Regions from separate parts of the Homo sapiens genome. Here region 1 is linked to region 2. A link is an interaction called in ENCODE POLR2A ChIA-PET data of the cell type or tissue named here. Cell type or tissue: A673. All regions are shown on one strand. Links, peaks and the distances in the headings refer to the core of each region. The heading gives the core; the rest is flanking DNA.

Region 1 (9,933 bases), core at 3,057-8,056, 170 kb after region 2:
TCACTCATGAAGGGGAAGCCTCAGGACCATGTGACCACCCTGAAGTCACCTTGACATGTTAGGGATGAATTTAGAAGAGGACAATGATGGGGTTCAGGACATGCAACCCCAAAATATGGCACCTTGGCATTTGAAAACATGGCAGAACCAGGAAGGTCACTCTCATCATTCCCTCTTCTCCCCAAAACAAGTTTCTCATTTTGAGAGGGACCCTCCCTATACCTAAAGGGAAGGAATATCCTTAGCTCTGAAGACACAAGGGACACAAAGAAGAATCTACACAAACACGCCTTGCTAAGTTCCCCCAGTTTATTACCATTAGATCATACTCTTTTGTCCTCCAATCATATTTCTCCACAACTGTCTACTCTCCATCAAACAGCATAAAAATACCCAGGTTTCCCTGTGTTTTTGTCTTCACCTCCATAGGAAGGCTCCCATGTCATGTAAAACTTATATTAAATAAACGTGTGTGCTTTTCTCTTGCTAATCTGTCCTTTGCTATATATGTCTCTGTCATTAACCTAGCAACATGTGAGAAAAGAAATCTTTCCTCTGTCCCCAACAACACTATCAATAAAGGCGAAACACTCCAAAAAAGAAAAAGAAAATAATAAGAAATCCACTAAAAAACTACCAAAACTAAGTAACAAGGTAAGTAATGTTGCGGGATACACGATCAATATACAAAAATCAGGCAAAGATCATTATTGGCCACTAAGACCAGAGAAGAGACACCCAGACATTAAGGGCCTCCTGATGGAAGAACATAATGCCATCTATGAAATTTTCTTGCAAAAAAAAAAAAATACCATGAAGCAGCTCAAGCCTCTGGATCTAACAGTTTGCAGGAAATAAAGAGAATGAAGAAATGTGTTAAACAACACCATGAGGATACAACTGGAAAAATCAAGAATGTAGGAATCTACAGACCAAACAACCCAGTTTCTTCAGCAAATAAATTGCAAGAAAAGAAAAATGAAAAAGGAGAAAGTGGGACCTATAGATTAAAGAATTTTAGGGGCCAGGTGGCTCCCTCCTGTAATCCCAGCACTTTGGGAGGCCAAGATGGGAGGATTACTGGAGCCCAGGAGTTTGAGACTAGCCTGGGCAACATAGCAAGACACCATCTCTACAAATAATAAAAAAAAAAAAATTAGCCAGGCATGGTGGCGCATGGCTGTGGTCCCAACAATTTGAGGCAGGAGGATCATCTTAGCCCACGAGGTCGAGGCTTCAGTGAGCCGTGATCGTGCCACTGCACCCCAACCTGGGTAACAGAGTGAGACCCTATGTCAAAAAAAAAAAAGAAAGAAAGAAATTTTTGAGTGTATCAACCAAATACAATTTATGGGCCTTATTTGGATTCTAGTTTGAAGGTATCAACTGTGAAAAGAAATTAATAATAGAGGGAAATTTGAATTTGCCTGGATATTTGATATTAAGCAGCTATGATTAATTTTCGTAGTTATTTTTAACACTTTTCTTTTAGAAGTGTATGCTGAAATATTTATGGATAAAAATGACCTTTGCTTCAGATAACCTTGTTCAGGATGGGGGTGTGTGTATATGAAACAAGATTGGTCACAAATTGATAATTCTTAGGTAATGGACACATGGGATCTCATTAACTTTTATATGTTTCCAACTTTCCTGATTATAAAAAACATGGAGCCAGCATCCCTGGGACCCACATTAATCAATTACAGAGGAAGACAGACAGCACACCAGGAAGGAGAGGAAGTCAGACTCTGGTTAAATATGATGATGAATAACCTACCATTGTTTCTGGAGAATGAGGTGAGAGAACAGCAGACTGGAATAATGAAAAGAGCTCTGACCTAGCACTAGGAGACCCAGATTCCAGCTTAGCCCCACTTCCCAGCTCATGAGCTCAGTCAAGACAAATCCCCTCTCTGAGCCTTGCTATCCTTACCTTTAAAATGGGACTGCAAATTAATGATCTCTACATTGTGGGGTTAAATTCTTCCTCCTTAAAATTTGTCCCAAATGATGGCTCTGGACAGTCCTAATGTTTTGCAGGACTCAGGATAAGTGTACAAAAACAGGTCTACTAACCATGTCTGAACATTTAAAAACTATAAATTAAGCTAACAAATTGTTAAATAAAACATGTTCTAACTTGCTACCTTGACCAGTATACCTTCATGATCTAGAAAGCCAGGTTCATTCAAAATCCACAGATTCCTTGAGGTTCCACACTAACATGCAGCACTAGAAGAACCAGCCCTCACTTCTCATCCCCATGATCCCATCCTTACTGGGAAAGGCAACAAATGCTGATACCCCAGTCTATCTGTCCAAGCTCTGGGCACATCCCTCTCCAAATACCCTCCTCTTACCCCCTTGAACCCAGCAGCACACACACTGGTGGGATAGTCCACTCTTGGGAGATGGACCCACAAAAGAGGCCTGCAGAAGCCATGGAAGTAGGCAAGAGGCCACTGGGCAGGGAATTCCAGGGTTCCAAATACCAGGAACAAAGTCTAAAAGGGGAGTCACAGACTCCAGCTAGGTGTACGTCCACTTGGCTCTGCAGATTTCTCTGCCGTGAGGGGCAGCACAGCCAGAACACCAGAGGACTTTCTAAAGCACGGGGCCAAGGGCCTTCCTTGCCCAGATCTAAGATACTGAATACATCAAAGTTTCATTATATTATTCTCTTTCCTTTTACGTAATTTTGAAATTTTTACATTATATCTTTTTAAGGACTAAAACATGAAAAAAAAAAAACCTCCAAAACCAAGTTAGAAGTTCTCTCAGACTCTGAAATTCTGAGCCTTTATGAGCATCACTGAAACTTTCCTGTGCAGACTCAGTTCCTTAGAAACTAGAGCTTTTTGCCGGGTGCGGTGGCTCACACCTGCAATCACGGCACTTTGGGAGGCTGAAGTGGGTGGCTCACCTGAGGTCAGGAGTTCGAGACCAGCCTGACCAACATGGAGAAACCCCCATCTCTACTAAAAATACAAAATTAGCCAGGCATGGTGGCGTATGCCTGTAATCCCAGCTACTCGGGAGGCTGAGGCAGGAGAATCGCTTGAACCCAGGAGGCGGAGGTTGCGGTGAGCCGAGATCATGCCATTGCACTCCAGCCTGGGCAACAAGAACAAAACTCCATCTCAAAAAAAAAAAGAAAGAAACTAGAGCTTTTGGCTGGGCACAGTGGTTCATGCCTGTAATCCCAGCACTTTGGGAGGCTGAGGAGGGAGGACTGCTTGAGCCTAGGAGCTTAAGACCAGCGACACAATGAACATTATTTGATAACAATGTAGATCCCATCTCCAAAAGAAACCATTTCTAGGGAATGAGAGGAAAATCTAGGGAGCATCATGGCAGCTCCCATGAGCCAAATTCAGCCTCCTACAACTGGAAACCTTTCAGAACTTCAGAGATAAGAGTGACCCAGAAAACAGATACCAAGAAACATCTTTCCCTTCCTCCTAGAAACAGAAAATAAGTCTTTTGATTGAAAAGCAGTTGTGTTTAATCACCAAAATTATTCTGACCCTAATGGAAAGGAAATAATCTAAATTTAAAAAGGCTGGGGATTTTTCTCCTACATTTATTTTAGAGGCAAGTAGAGGTGAACAAAGAAAATGGAATCCCTAAGCTCAGAGCTCAGGCCCTGGTAAAGGCTCCAGAGAGCAGAAGCCCCTCTCCTCTTGCCCTTATGTGAAACGTTGCTGCCCTCAGGATACCAGCCATCCCGCTTTGGAACACGGCTGCCCCAGGGGATGCCTTCAGTCTATTCCTCCAGAGGCTTCTCACTCTGCCCCAGAGGACTGGTCCTCCTCATCCTCATCATCAGTGTCCTGAAGAATCCTAAGTAGTTTGAGCTCAGAGTTCCAGCCTGTGCTAGCCATAATTTCTGAAAAGTTAAAGGAGATCTTCTTTTGCCTGGCAGCCTGGGCTTCTGGCACAGCGTCCACTGGAGCACTAATGTCCTTGTTAGTGGGTTCTGTTTCATACAATTCAGGACCTAAAAGAAGATGCAGTCATTAATTGCACCTGTAAACTCCTCTCAACTACAACAAATGGAGGACAGAAAAGGAAAAATGGGGTGTTTTTAGGACTTCTCTGAGATAGAGGAACTGTGCCTTCAGGGAGGTAAACTATCCTGGTCAACACAGGTTCAACTCTCCCTATCCTCAGTCACTTACTAAGGTTCCTCTACTCTAGTAACTTACTTTTTACACTGTGGTGGAAATCCGCATGGTCATAGTAGTTCATCTTTGGTCTCTCCGTGGAATCCTGAAATTCATTGGGGTATAAGGAAATTTGAATCAAGACTTTAGGAAACTAAAAGGATTTTTCTAAAAGATGCTTCTCTTGGAGAAATTAACATCTAAGATGAGCCAGAGACCCACCTCTTGGGACTGAAGAGAAGCTTTTACCACACGTTCTTTGCCCTCCATGCTGTCCAAATGAACCTAGAACCACTCCTTCCCATTCCCTGCAGTCAACTAAGGGCAGACGGCCTCCAAAGATGGCTTCCAACAATTCCTCCCATTCTGGTATGCACATGCTGTTCCTCCCATCAGGAGATAGGGCCTATTTCTTCTCTTATTTACTCTCTGGGATGGACTTGTGGCTTCTTTGGCCAAGAAAATGTGGCACAAGTAACACTGTTTTAGTTCCAGGCCCATCCCTTAAGAAACTGCTTTCATGAAACTGCTTTCATGAGACTACTATGCTATCAAAAAGCCCAAATAAGCCACATGCAGAGGCCTCAGGAAGGAAAACCAGCAACTTGGCCAACAGCCTCAGCCCAGCTGCATTAAGTGACCTCAAGCAGGAGAAGAACAACTGTCCAGTCAACCCACAGAATCATTAGCAATAGCAAATCATTATGGTTAAGCTTTGGGGTTGTTACATAGTAATAGATAACTGAAACTGGGTCCTAGCAGAGGCCTTGGTACACTCTCACCTGTTTCGAAGTGGTTCCTTTTTCCATCTGCTGCTGCTGCTTCATGTCACTGTTCTGACCTGGCAGAGTTCTGTAACCTAGTAACCAAAGAGTCCATTCAATCTTCCTCTTATTACCATATCATACCCTATTTGGGGGCTTCTAGGTGACCCCTAGTCTACAAGTGACTCTGCATCCAGGAAAAGACAAGACCTTGATGGCAGGTAAAAGGTAGTTAGACCTTCTGAGTTCTACTTGAGATTCTGCTCACCTGGGACTGTAACTTCATCTATTACAGAATTAGAGATTACGCTCAAGTGTGTGTTAAAAGACCCAGGATTCCTCCAAGAAACCCTAATCTACTTTTTCACAGCATATGAATACTCCTCTTACCAGAATGTGACTCATCTTCTTGCGCCATCCCTCATGTACCCATAAACAAAGCAAAAACAAAAACCTCTAGTTTTATGTTTCTTTTGCATCAGCTGCTTCCCCAACTAGTCCCTAGGTAGATTCATTCATTCTTTTCTCAATCTCCCTTTCCCTAAACAAACATCTTCCAAGCTGCCACCAGAGGTATTATGCTAAATTATAGCATTTCCATGGACTCCCTACCAGCACTGGTTCTCACCTTAGCTGTACACTGGGAGAAATGAAGAGCTTTAAAAAACAAACAAACAAAAAACACTGAGGCCTAGTTCCTACCATCAGAAATTCTGACTTAATAGCTGGGACACAGTCTGAGTATTAGAGTTTTAAAAGCTTCTTGGCTGGGCGCAGTGGCTCACGCCTGTAATCCCAACATTTTGGGAGGCCGAGGCGGGCAGATCACCTGAGGTTGGGAGTTCGAGACCAGCCTGACCAACATGGAGAAACCCCGTTTCTACTAAAAATACAAAATCTTAGCCAGGCGTGGTGGTGCATGCCTATAATCCCAGCTACCGGGGAGGCTAAGGCAGGAGAATTGCTTGAACCTGGACCCAGAAGGCAGAGGTTGTGGTGAGCCGAGATCACACCATGGCACTCCAGCCTGGGCAACAAGAGCGAAACTCCGTCTCAAATAAATAAATAAATAAAAGCTTCACAATTGGTCTTAGTGTACAGTCAAGGCGGAGCACCACTGGCCTGGATGATAAAGGTCAAAAGACTTAGCAGTCCATACAAGCCCCTGCCTACCTCTTTGGTGTGATAGACCACTCTCCCTTAAATACCCAACCCCACAACCACACTCAACTGCTCAGTGTTTCCTGAGCAGCTGTGATCCTCCTAGATGCCTTTGCACAGGCTATTCCCTCTCAAGAGTTCTTTCCCATATCAGGAAAACTCCCACACATACTCAAGATTCAATGCAAAAATCATCTCTTCCATAAAGCCTTTCTCAACTCAGTGAGGACAGGCCACTGCTCTATGAACATGACTCACAGAGGCACCCCAGTCACCCAAGCAAAATTGCTCCTATTGGAGGCATTGGGAAGGGGTACAAAAGGCACCAGAACGGAATTCAGGGGAGTGGTAGTGGTCACCCTAGATGGAGTGTTAACCTTGGATACATCACCTCCTGCCCGGGGCCAAGCCCTGATTCTGTCCACCTCCCATAAGAAGGGCAGGAACCTTCCAACCTTCAGGTTAGAGCAGATCATTGGCATCAGACAACTAAGTGAGATGGGAAGGAAAGCAAGAGGGCAACATCCTTCTCAGGAAACCTCATCTCAGCCCTCCCAGTGCCCCAGGATTGGAGAGCTCTTTCTGATGATTAAACAGTTGTTTTCATATTAAAGTCAGCAATGTCCAGTCTGAGACGGGCACAACGATCCTCCAAAGTTTGGGGGGATTCTTTCTCCCTCCTCCCATTCTCCACTCAAGTTGAAAAATTTTGGAGGGATAGGGGTAAGTATATGCCTGAGCTCAGACATAATAACGACTCCAAAAAGGGGAGATGTCCATTCTTGTGTCCAGCATGAGCACTGGAGCAAAAGAACTGCCTGACAAGAGTTGGCTCCCTGACTCCTGGATGGGGCTAGACAATGTGTTGATTTTAACGTGAGGCTCCAGAGACTCTCTACCTTGTGGCAGGAAGGTTAGGGGGCCCCAGAGCTCTGCTTCCTTAGAACTCTTTTGGGGTTCTAGTGAGGGGCCCCAGCTCTCCCTGCCTCATTGGAAAATGGGCCCTCAGGGTTTTCTCTTCAGTAACCTGGGCTTGTTCCTCTCCTGATCCTCAAAGTGCTCTGCCTTTTCTAAGGTAGAACCTGAGGAAAAGATGACTGGGATTCATGTTCATGGTCATCTTTCAAGCCCTCATGTGAAGCAGACATCTGGCTCAGCTTGTTTGTTTAGCAAATTTATGAGGGAAGGATGGTGCATGAGAGACCAGACAGACTGAAGCATTCCAAGAAACTCTGAGTGCCTGACAAAGGCAGGTCTCAAAATGACAAGAGCATGTTTAGCTTTTCCTGCCCTCAGATACCTACCCCTCAGGGATCCTATCACCCCCAACCAAGCATATATTCCCCTTACCATAGAGACGGTCATGAACGGTGGTAACTGGATGTTTATGTGAAGTGCTCTGGATCCCTGGATCACTCTTGGCTTTCTTTTTAGCCTCCTGAAACCCACATCAGGAGGAACAAATTAGGATTTTTGGAAGTAAAGAAAACTTTTTTCAAAAGGAATATCAAAAAGAAGGAATTTAACATCTACAACCAGACAAGAACTTTTTATCTATAACCAGATAGAAAACAAGGAGACCCCCACCTTTCATACATCCCTTCCCATTCCAGGCTGTAGACCTCTCCCAGTCCCAGCAAGCCCCTCACTGCCACTCTACCTGTTTCTTAATAGGTGTTTTCACCTTCTTCTGTTGCTGCTGCTGCTGCTGCTGCCGCTGCTGCTGTTTCCTGTAACCTGGTGACCAGAGAGCCAGCTTGATCCTCTTCTAACAGCCCCCTCTCTCCCACTGGAATGCCTGCTGTGCCTTCCTTCACAATGGTGACTCCCTGGTAAGGACCAAGCCAGAGGGGCTGCTTCCTGAAACTATTGTTTCCTGAGTTCTACATGTGACCCTGTATGACTGTGGCCACAAATATAACTGAATTGGACCACGTTAAAGTATGAGAAATGTGGGCTAACAGAAAATGGTGCTTAGAGATCCAGCAGCAACAGCAAATCTACCTTCTGTCTTCAGGTTATGTAATTTCTTCAAACGTTCAGGATATCGCAGTGCTGGTCTCTGGAGAAAGAAAAAAGAAAAAGAAAAGCTCTACTGCAGGTCTTTCCCTTTCTCCAAATGTATCCCCCAAATGCGTTTATTCATCCAGTCAACAAGCACATTTTAAGAACCCAGTGTTTTGCAGCATTGTACCAGGGGCTACGGAGGAAGGGAAAAGGTGTGGGGAACAAAGTGCAGAAGAAATAGAGAACATGGCCAGGCATGGTGGCTCATGCCTGTAATCCCAGCACTTTGGGAGGCTGAGGTGGGCAGATCACCTGAGCTCAGGAGTTCGAAACCAGCCTAGGCAACATAGTGAGACCCTGTCTCTACAAAAAATTAAAAATTAGCCAGCCATGGTGGCGCACACCTGTAGTCCCAGCTACTCTGGAGGCTGAGGTAGGAGGATGACTTCATCCCAGCAGGTCAAGGCTGCAGTGAGCCATGATCAACCACTGCACTACACCCTGGGTGACAGAGTGAGACCCAGTCTCTCAAAAAAGAAAAAAAAAAAAAAAAGAAAGAAATAGAGAACATTGCTCTCTCAACACTTCCCCATCGACTGGCTTTTACATACATAGAGCCCAGCCTTCTCTGGGGCATGGGTTCAGAGTGGAAAGGCAGAAGGGAGATAAGGAATAGAATGTCAACTCTTCCAGATTTGAGGAGAGATGGGTTTGAATTTTCACATAGGCTTCTTCCCTGCTGTTTCCTAGCTCTTACTTCCAGGGTGAGGCGGTGTATAGATAGAAACATCTTAGAAGAAATCACACTGTCAGGTCGGTTCTTTTCCAAGGGAAGATTCTTTTTCATCATGGCCAATTTTATCTTCATCTCTGGACAGAGCATGGTTTGCTTTCCACCTGGCAAAAGTCTGAAGGGGACAGAGGACAGCCAGACAGTCAGCAACAGCTCTTCCCGGAAAGCATGGCTGAGGAGAAAGAGATGTAAAGGGCTCCAAGAAATTTCCACTTTGGGTCTGAAAAGGCCTGTACCAACAAGTGTTCATTTGGTAACACTTTTCTGATGCAACTACGATCATCATAGCTGCATATACTCAGTGCTGATTCTATGTCAGGCTCATGTGCTTTTACAACACCTGAGAACAGATATTACTCCCACTTTGCAAATGAGGAAAATGAAGCTTTAAGAGGCTAAATACATTACCAAAATTCATATAGCCAGTTAAGTTTCAATGTAAAATTCAAAGGTCATCTCACTGCAGACCACATATTCTGCCTACCACTTATTCATAATTCACCTATAAAAAGAAGACAGTGATAGTGCCTACCTCCTAGTGCAAATTTAAATGAAAGTACATGTGATATGCCTAGCACAGGGCCAGGCAAATGGTAAGTGTGACAAATGGTGGTGGTTATGATGGTCATCCCTGCCTGTTGGTAAGTCCAAGAGTTCAGTAAACAAATCGGGGTGATAGTTTTCTCCCAGTCCTACTCAGAAAAAGCACACTGTTTAGACCCATCCCAGCTTCAGTAAAAAGCAGGTGCTCTGGCTCTCCCACAGACCTACATGATACTTACTCCTTCAGTAGATCCTGAGGTAACGCTTCGGATTGAGCCCAGAGAGGTAGGAAATCTGAACTGAATTGTTCAGACAATTGCACTGGGGTTGGGGGAGGCACGATCATCCCTGGTGTTCCTACTCGTGTTCCTGCGGACTGATTTCCAGAGAGACCCAGAAATGACTTGCTTTTCTGGAAGAGAAACAATGGAAAGAATTCTCCAAAGCATTCTTTTTAGCCTAGTCCTTTCCATCAACATTCTAGCCTCTCAACACT
Region 2 (9,933 bases), core at 3,214-8,213:
TGTGGTCTATTCTGTGGTATATAAAATGTGGTATACACAACAGAATATTATTAGGCAATAAAAAGAAACTAAGTACCGATACACGCCACAACACGGTGAACCTTGAAAACATTATGCTAAGTGAAAGAAGCCATTTGCAAAGGACCACATATCGTGTGATTCCATTTACATGAAAGGTCTACAACAGGCAAATCTGTGGAGGCAGAAAGTAGATTAGTGGTAGTCCAGGGCTGGGAGGGTGAGGTATATGGGAGGCAGTGACTGCTAATAGGTATCGTGTTGTTTTATGGGCTGATGAAAATGTTCTAAAATTGATTGTGATAATGATTGTACAACTCTGAGAATAGGCTAAAAACCACTGAATTGTAACCTTGAAAGAGGTGAATTGTCCCATATGTGCTTATACCTCAATAAAGCTGGTTTTTTTTTTTTGTTTTGTTTTCTTTTTTTTGAGACGGAGTCTCGCTCTGTCGCCCAGGCCGGACTGCGGACTGCAGTGGCGCAATCTCGGCTCACTGCAAGCTCCGCTTCCCGGGTTCACACCATTCTCCTGCCTCAGCCTCCCGAGTAGCTGGGACTACAGGCGCCCGCCACCGCGCCCGGCTAATTTTTTTGTATTTTTAGTAGAGACGGGGTTTCACCTTGTTAGCCAGGATGGTCTTGATCGCCTCGGCCTCCCAAAGTGCTGGGATTACAGGCGTGAGCCACCGCGCCCGGCCTAAAGCTGTTTTTTAACAAAAGCAATTCAGCAAAAGAATGATAGTCTTTTCAGCAGATGGTGCTGAAGCCATTGGCTATCCTTTTTTATTTTTTATTTTTTTGAGACAGAGTTTCACTCTCGCTGCCCAGGTTGGAGTGCAATGGCGTGATCTCGGCTCACTGCAACCTCCGCCTTCCAGGTTCAAGCTGTTCTCCTGCCTCAGCCTCCTGAGTATCTGGGATTACAGGCACCCACCACCATGCCTGGCTAATTTTTGTATTTTTAGTAGAGACAGAGTGTCACCATTTTGGCCAGGCTGGTCTCAAACTCCTGACGTCAGGTGATCCACTTGCCTCGGCCTCCCAAAGTGCTGGGATCACAGACATGTGCCACTGCGCCCGGCTGCCATTGGCTATCCTTAGGCAAAAAAAAAAAAAAAAAGAACCTCAACCTAAACCTCACATCGTATGAGAATTAGCTCAAACTAGATCAAAGATTTAAATGTGAAACAATACAACGTTCAGAAGAAAACATAGGAGAAAATCTTCAGGATTTTCCTGTACAACCCAGCAATTGCGCTCCTGGGTCATTTATCCCAGAGAAATGAAAAGTTATGTCCCCACAAAACTCTCTCTACAATACTTCATAGCAGCTTTATATGTAACAGCCCCACTACCTGTACAGCTCCTAGGGCTTAGTGGAAAGCTCTTAGACAACAAGGAAAGCATGATCCATTTTTTAAAAAGGACAAATTGTACTTCATCAACAGTCAAAACTTTTGCTCTGCAAAAGACACCGTTAGAAGGATGAAAAGACAAGCTACAGACTGAGCACATTATTCGCAAATCGTATATCTGACAAAGCATTCATACATAGACTGTATGCGCTCTCAAAACTCAACAGTAAAAAAAGCAAACAATCTAATTAGAAAATGGGCAGAAGACATGGAAAGACATTTCACCAATGAGGATATACAGATGGCAAATAGCACATGAAAAGATGTTCAGTATCACCAGCCATTAGGAAAATGCAAATTAAGACCCGGATGAAAATCACCACGTTATCTGTTAGAACAGCTAAAATAAAACACTGGGGCAACATTAAATGCTGGCAAGAATGCAGAAACATTGGATCTCTCATGGTACAGCTACTCTGGAAGATAGTTGGCAGTTTCTTAAAAACTAAACCTATACTTACTGTACAACCCAGCAATTGCACTCCTGGTCATTTATCCCAGTGAAATGAGAAGTTACATCCACACAAAACTCTCTCCACAACAGTTCACAGCAGCTTTATATGTAACAGCCCCAAACTGGAAATGACCAAAATGTCCCTCAAGAGGCAAATGGCTAAACGAACGGTTGTACATCCATACCACAGAATGTTACTCAGCAATAAATAGGATTGAACGCAACATAAATAGGATACCCACAACATCTTGGATGAAGCTCAAGGACGTTATACTGAGTGAAAAAAGACAATCTTAAAAGGTCACATACTGTACAATTCCATTTATATCACATTCTTGAAATGACAAAATTACATAGATGGAGAACAGATTAGTGGTTGCGAGGGGTTAGGGGTGGGGAATGGGTGTACCTATAAAAGGGTATCGAGGGAGGTCTTTGTGGTGATGGAATAGTTCCATGTCTTGATTGCGGTGGTGTTTATACAAATCTGCAGGTGATAAAATGACATAGAACTGTACATACGTATTGTCCCAATGTCAATTTCAATTTTTGATATTGTACTATAATTATGTAAGATGTGTTCATTGGGGCACACTAGGTGAAGGGTACATGAGACCTCGCTATACTATCTTTGCAATTTCCTGTGAATATATAATTATTTTAAACTTTAAAAGTTTAAAAAACACACACGTGCTTTCACTGCAGTGAGAACTTTCCCCAGGTAGACCCTGACCCTTCTGCCTCCAGGAAAAGTTACAGTGAGTAGTTCTGAGCCCAGCCCACAGGGAGGGGTCATGTCCCACCCAGCTCTTCCTAGGTCGGTTGACTACAGAAGCATAAGAGAGAATAAGTTATTGTTATTTGAGGCCAGTGTATTTTGGGGTGGGTTTTATTTATTTATTTATTTATCTTATTTACTTATTTTTGAGATGAAATCTTGCTTTGTCGCCCAGGCTGGAGTGCAGTGGCGCAATCTTGGCTCACTGCAACCTCCACCTCCTGGGTTCAAGCCTCAGCCTCCCATGTAGCTGGGATTACAGGCGTGTGCCACCACACCTGGCTAATTTTTATATTTTAGTAGAGACAGGGTTTCACCATGTTGGCCAGGCTGGTGTTTAACTCCTGACTTCTAGTGATCCGCCCCCTCCTCGGCCTCCCAAAGTGTTGGGATTACAGGCGTGAGCCACTGCGCCCGGCCTGGGGTGGTTTGTTTTGCAGCACTGTTGTATCAATAGTTAACTGACACATGCCCACTTGCCCCACTTCCTCTCCATAGCCTTACGAGAATGGATGTCTGTCATTGATGACAGTGGCGGAGACAGCTAGTCGTCCCCAACATCTGCTCAGCCTTTGTATTACCCCAGAGTAACAGAACCTCTGATTTTTATCTGGTCACATGGCTGTCTAGATTAACACTACATTTCTCAGCTTTCCCTCTTCTCATTTATTTACTTATTTATTTTCAGAGACAGGGTCTCACTATGTCACCCAGGCTTGAGTGCAGTGGCACCATCATAGCTCACTGCAGTCTTGAACTCCTGGGCTCAAGGGTTTCTCCCGTCTCAACCTCCTGAGTTCACTACCATGCCTGGCTGAGTTTTTTATTTTTTGTAGAGACAGGGTCTCACTATGTTATCCATAGTGAGGCTCCTAGTGAGGCTGGCCTCAAACTCCTGGCCTCAGGTGATCCTCCCACCTCGGCCTCCCAAAGTGTTGGGATTACAGGTGTGAGCCACTGCTCCCAGCCTCCTTCTAAACAAGTGTGGCCATGTGCTCAGTTCTGGCCAATGGGGTGTAAGGGAAAGTGTCATGTGACAGTTTCTGAGCACCTTCTCTAAGACATAACTGCAATTTACCTTTTACCCCCTCTTTCTTGGCCTCCAGCCTTGCGTGATGGCTGGAGCTCAAGCAGCCATCTTGGACAGGAAGTGGAAGCTACATTTTGAGGACGGCAAAGTAACAGACAAAATCAGGGTTCCTGATGATCACGAAAAGGCCATGCCAGCACTAGGCTGCTTCTACCTGAGTTTCCTTTATGGGAGAGAGAGAAACTTCTACCTTGTGTTTTTGTCACTTACAACAGAACTCAATCTTTACTCATGCAGTGGCTTCTTATCCAGACTTTTTGTTCATGGGCTTGTCCTGTGCAACCCACCATGCTAAGCAATATATGGCCTTTTATCCAATAAATAAGTATTTATTAAGCACCTACCATGCGCCAGGCACTGTGATTGATAAGCCTGGGGATACAGTGAGAAGACGGACAGGGTTCCTGCCCCAAGGGGCTTAAGCTTGAAAGGAAGAGACAGCGATGAATGAACATATGCGTGTGTGTAATTACAACCTGTGACAAGAGCCATGAAAGAGGAGGAGCAGGAGGCTTTGGGAGCAGTCAGCAGGGGCCCTCTTATAGTCAGGGTTATCAGGGAAGGCTTCCCTGAGGCAGTGACATCTAAACCAAGCTCTGGAGAAGAGGGGGAGGAATACAGCCTACTACTCAAGAGCACAGGCTTCAGAGCAAGCCCAGCCTGATACTGAGTACTGGGTAAACTGAGACCCAGAAAGTGAAGTAAGTTGCCCGAGTTTACACAACTAAGTGGAAGAGCTGGGAGTTCCCCTGAGCAATCTGTCCTCAGGCCTGGCCTCGGGGCACTAGGCTGTAGTGATTAATAATAATAGCTCTTAACTCCCAGGATTTTGGGGAGCATAAAAAAAGAAAATGTCAGTCAAGTACTTAGCACAGTGCCTGGAAAATATTAAATGTTAGCTATCATCCTCATCCTCCTCCTCCTCATCGTCATTAACTAAGGGAGCAGGGGAAAGAGTGTTCCAGGGAGGGAGGACTGCACGTGAAAGGCCCCAAATGGAAGGAAGCGTGGTGCATTCGAGGACCAGAAGGCAGACCAGCAGGGCTGAATGCAAATAGTTCACCCCTGCTTTTATTTGATCACAACAACTGTACTAGGTAACACCTATTATTAACTGGTTATAATCTCTTTAACTCTTTATAAATGTGGAAACAGTGGCCCAGAGAGGTTAAGCGACTTGCCGAAGGTCACGCAATAAAGAATCATCTGAACCTGGACTCAAGCCCAGGTCTGTCAGCCTCCAAAGCCCAAGCCCCCAGTTACCACCCTCCCCTTCCTTGGAATGGACAGAACTCGAGAGCAAGCCAGTTCCTGCTGCAATAGCACCTCAGAAGGAAAAGCTATACAGCCTGAGGCATCAGAGTCGGATGGCTCCTAGAGAGCACTTTGAACACGCCCCACCCATTTTTAAGATGGGGAAAGTGAGGCCCAGCGAGGAAAGGGACTTGCCACAGACAGATCGGCAGTGGAACTGGACTTATATTCCCAGACTGGAGGCTGTATTCCCCTCCAGTCTGGGGGCGGGCATCGGCTGTGCCTTGTTCAGGCCCTTCTTTTTTATATCTCCCTGGGGATAGCAAACTGAGCTGAATCCCCTGAGAGGGGTGGCTCCAGCAGGTGCTGTGTTTGTGTGTGCTGGGGGTAAAAAGTGGGGATGGACTTTGCCTCAAGGGCAGGAGCTTGTGAAAAACCAGCAGATCAGGTCCCCAGCCTGGCTGGAGGACACAGAGGGCAGTGTCCCCAGGGGCATGAACCCTGTAGACTGTGGAGCTCCTTGATAAACAGACTGCTCCATCCAAGTAGGCCTTCCAGTCCCCTGGGAAGCAGCTAAAAAGAGCCCTAGCAACTCGAATACACAGCTCACATACACTTGTGCATACGCACGCACGTGCACACACACCCCGCCGCGTACAGAGGCAGCTTGGCCTGGATCCCAGCCCCCCACACCCCCACAGAGCACCATCTGCCCCTTCCGAAGGTCCTCACGCAGGAGGAAAAGCTGGATTCTCCTTGTGTGTCAAGAGAAGAAGCCAAGGACCAGAGCAGAGAGGGGCCTCATCCAGGGTCACACAGAGGTTTGGGACAGATCTGAGCTCAAAGCCCAGAACTCCTGACTGCCAGGCCAGCTACCTGATGAGGCAGATGCTATTTGGTTGCCTTTGAAACAGCAGGCAGGCAGGACCCCGCTGAGCCCATGTGGAACCTAGGGCCCAAACCCCGCCCCCTTGGGGCCCTGCCCATGTCGTGTCATTGAGTCACTGCCTTGGAGCAGATGCGGGGGCAGCTTCCTCCTGCACAGCTGGTTGGGGCTTGGCCCGACAGTGCCTCCTGGACCAGCCTCCCTCCCTCTGCCCCGCAGGGCACACTCCCTCTGTGCCTGGCCTTGTGCTGAGGGTTCACACATATTCGTAAACCTGCCAAGTCCACGCGAGTCCCAGGAGGTGGAATTATTATTCCCATTTCATAGTTAAAACAACAGAGGCTCGGAGAGGTAAAGCAACTTGTCACACAGTTCTGAGAACTGAGATTCCTTGCAGGACCGGACATCCGCACATTCATAAACTCACCTATTCCTCGGACTTCCTTAGAAAAATTCTGCCCACAAGCCAAAGAGAACCAGCATCAAAAGCCCCCATCTGCAACTCCAGCTGAACCACTAAGTCTCACAGACTGGCTGCAGGTGTGGATTCTTTTGGAAAGCCCTGGCTGAGGCTGCCTGGAAGTCAGGGATAGAGGTCCCCATCCCTGTTCAGCCATGATGGGCTGTCCACTTTCTCTGAACCCTAATTTTCTCATTTGTAAACTGAAAATAATACTCAGCCCTTCCTCCCAGGGCTTTGTGAGGATCGATGGCAATGAGGCATGGAATGCGTGGTGTGTGCCTCTGCGTGGTCCTGGCTCCTATATCTACCTGCCACCTGGCACTGCCCTCCCCACCCCCAGCCATGCCTCCACTCTCTTCTGTACCCGGCAGATGGGATCAGTCCCACAGCTGTTCCTCAATCCCCCACTGCCTCCTCCCACCCAAGGAAGGGGGCACCACTTTCCTCCTCCCTTCCCTGGCTAGGGAGAGGACAGGCAAAGCCAGATGTTCCACAAATGTTGCCAGTTGTTAGCAAAACAACAACCAACAGGTGGCTTCTTTGAGACCCCTGTCAGGTCCATTGCTTGAGGGCCTGAGAGCTCTGAGGGAGCGGTGGGGCTGTGGAGGAGTCGCCAGGAGCCTGAGGTTTGGGCAGGAAGGGAGGTGAAGCAGAGAGGCCTTCAGGGGTGGGATGTCAGTGGGAAGAGTTTGGGGAGGGGACAGTAGGTTAAGGGACAAGGGGGTGCAGAGGCAGGGAGGTAGGGTGGGGAGCTGAGAGTTTGGTGCAAGCGAGAGGAGCAGGGAGGAGTGAAGCTGGAGAATCTGGTGGGTCCAGAGGTGGCTGCCTGGGCAGGAGACCTGCAGGGGTAGGACTAACCTATCCCTCCTTCCCCACCCTGCCCCAGGACCCGACTTCAGATGGAGAGAACTTTGGAACCCCCAAGGGGCTCCCAGGCCCTCCTGAGCTCCATCATGGAAGGAATCAAGCAGAAACTCTGGGGTCCTAAGTGCTGGGCAGCAGTTTAGACTCAATGGTCTCTTCCAAGCTGGAGAGTCTGGGAGGTCATAGCTGGCCCAAGACAGGTCAAGAGAGCACGTCACTCACATGGCAGAGGCCGAGAGCATGAGGGACTTGACTCTCCCACCAGGAGCCTGGCTGCAGTTGGCACCTCGGCAGCTATCATCCAACTGAGTGGCACCCCCTCCTGCTGGCATCCAACTGAGTGGCACTGCTGTGCCCTCTTGCCTCTCCACCCACCACAACCTATTTGCCAGCTGACCCCAACTGCTCCCAGCAGGGCCAAGACTGGGCAGCAGTACGGGAACAGGCTGTTTCTCACTTACTCCCTGGAATTGGCTGGCTTTGTCCTCCAGCAAAACTGTTCCTGGAAGGACAAGGATCTGGGGTCTGAGACCAAAGGCCCCCCCCATCTTCTCAGGCCTGGGCAAGTGGAGAATGTGACCTGTGACCTTGAATAATGAGATCGCTAACAGCAGCTCACGGTTATGAAGCACCTACCCCACGCCATGCACTGAACTAAACTTGTTGCATGCACGACCTCGCTTAGTCATTGCAACTCTGGGGTAAGTGCCAATGCGCACAATTTATAGATGAGAAAGCGGAGGGAAGGAGAGGGTACATGACTTCTTCAAAGGTTTGCAGCCATTAGTAAATGGTGGAGCCAGAGACTGAGCCCCAGAGCCTGACTCCAAGGCCCTTCAGCTCTACAGTGAAGAGTGCTGCTTCCCTTCCCTCCCCTCAGTCTTCCCATCTGTGGGATGGGGAGGAGCTGGTTGAAATGACATCACAGCTCTGTGATCCCACGTTGACCGCCTGGAATTGCCAGAGACTAGAGAGCACTGCTCCTTCCTCTCCTGTGAAAGAAAATGGGAACCAGCCCAAATGACACTGTACAGATGAGGCAACTGAGGCCTAAGCGGGCAGAGAATGTACCCAAGGTCCTCCAGGGAGCCCAGGCAGGGCCCAGGGCAGGGGGACCCAGACGCCTTTCTAGTCTGCCCTCCAGCTGCTCTGCACAGCCAAAGCCACTCGGAGGCCAAGGGAACCAGGGTGTGAGTAATGGAAACCAGGCAGTGGGGCCTTCCGAAATGGGAATTCCATCTGCCTGACTTTGTTCTCCCGGACTTTGGTTTCCATGGCAACTCTGGGAACCAGGAGGTTGGGAAGGTGGAAGAGGGAAGGCCTGGCCCTAAACTGAATCCCTAGAATATAAAGAACTGGAAAGGTGGGTCTCCTTGTGGACCCAGTGGCTCCTCCCAGCAGAAGATGCGAGAGAGGCCAGGTCAGGCAGGGAAGTCCTGGGCTCAGACCCAGTACTGCCTCTACCATTTTGGGGGAGTAGGGAGTAGTATTATAGTCTTCCCTGGGCCCCAGTTTTCCCAGCTGTCAGGTCCCCAAATCTCAGGCCTGGAAAAAACCTGGAAGGTGCCCTTGTTCAGAATTAGAAGCACGACTCTTCCCAGGCCCTTCCAGCCTCTGTGAGACACTGAATCTCTACAGTGGGAAAGCTCTTCACAGTTTATAAAGCCCAATGACACTCATTGCCAGGTCCTGGAGAAAGACCCAGCACCACTCCTGGAGGGGCTCACCCTCTGGTGCCAACATGTATCAAGCACCTACGGTATACCTGGCCCCAGGTTAGGACCTTTCTGCAGAACTGGCTCACTGGCTGTTCATCCCAGCACTGAGAAGACAATAGAATCATCCCCATTTTTGCAGGCTCAGGGATGGGCAGTGACTTGCCAAGGTTACAGAGCAAGTCAGTAGCAAAGACAAGACTCAAACCCAGGATTGCCTGATTCCAAAGCCTTTGGAGACAGAAAAACCCATGCCTGACTCAGTACGGGCTAGTCAAGGAGAGGCCACGGCTGCCGGGGAGCAGAGGGAAGGGGGTTCTCTGCTGACCTAGGCTACTGTTGTTGCACAGAAGATTCTTCCAAATGGGTTTCAAGGGTGAGCAAGCATTAGGGGTCCCATTTGCAAGCGGGGCAGGAAAAGTCAGGTGTGGTCAGAGCGGCAGTCAGACAGCCCACCTCTTCCTCCTGATGAAGCCCTGCTCAGCTTCTGCTCCACACCCAGGCCCTGGCTCTAGTCCCCTGTAACCCTGAAGAGGGCTCAGTCCAACTCCCTGAAGGCCTCCAGAGACCAACAATTCTGATCCTCTCACTGTGCAGAGGGGCCAACAGGGCTGGCCTTGCCCAGGGAGATGAGTAAGGGGAGGCAGGGAGGAGGGAGCTGTACAGCCCCATGTCGTCTGCAGCTCCAAGTCTGCAGGACCCCAGGCAGGGAACAAGATCCAAGGAGACGGGGCCCAGCTCCTCCTGCATCAACTCCATCTAGCTTAATCTAAGACAGCCCTGCTGAGCCAGACCCCACCCTGGGCCATGCCCTGGCCCCTGGGAGGTTATATATGTGGGGTCAGCTTTGCCTTCAGCTTGGCCTGGACTCTGGGCCTCTTCTGCCCACTTCTAGGCAAGTGGCCCAGGTCCTCCCTTGAAGGATGCCCTGGGCCTTTCCTAAACTCGCATCTTCTGTTAGGTAGGAGGGGAAACAAAGGCACAGTGGGGAAA

What was found. ChIA-PET counts read pairs that join two places held together with the same protein. Peaks named below come from ENCODE experiments on the same cell type or tissue, not always from the same donor. Only the 100,000 strongest peaks of a DNase experiment are listed, where the experiment ranks them.
Region 1: POLR2A ChIA-PET joins it to region 2 with 10 read pairs; 13 of 35 experiments call an interaction of 5 or more read pairs at or near these places.

What each region holds. Positions count from the first base shown.
Region 1 is chr9:113,423,242-113,433,174 of GRCh38, reverse strand. It overlaps C9orf43 (chromosome 9 open reading frame 43), which reads right to left. Exons shown (of 14, transcript NM_001278629.2): 7 at 9,677-9,849; 8 at 8,859-9,009; 9 at 8,099-8,156; 10 at 7,755-7,831; 11 at 7,445-7,532; 12 at 4,952-5,028; 13 at 4,212-4,275; 14 at 3,485-4,003. The coding sequence ends at 3,789. Among named protein-coding and RNA genes, the nearest start is that of C9orf43, 17 kb to the right of the region's middle. In A673, for the core only: no CTCF peak of the experiment used is centred there; no DNase peak of the experiment used is centred there.
Region 2 is chr9:113,598,339-113,608,271 of GRCh38, reverse strand. No RefSeq gene overlaps it. Among named protein-coding and RNA genes, the nearest start is that of RGS3, 140 kb to the right of the region's middle. RefSeq lists silencers at 5,960-6,039, 9,190-9,356 and an enhancer at 7,940-8,863. In A673, for the core only: no CTCF peak of the experiment used is centred there; DNase peaks (open chromatin) are centred at 5,331, 5,661 and 5,971; H3K27ac peaks cover 1,908 bases.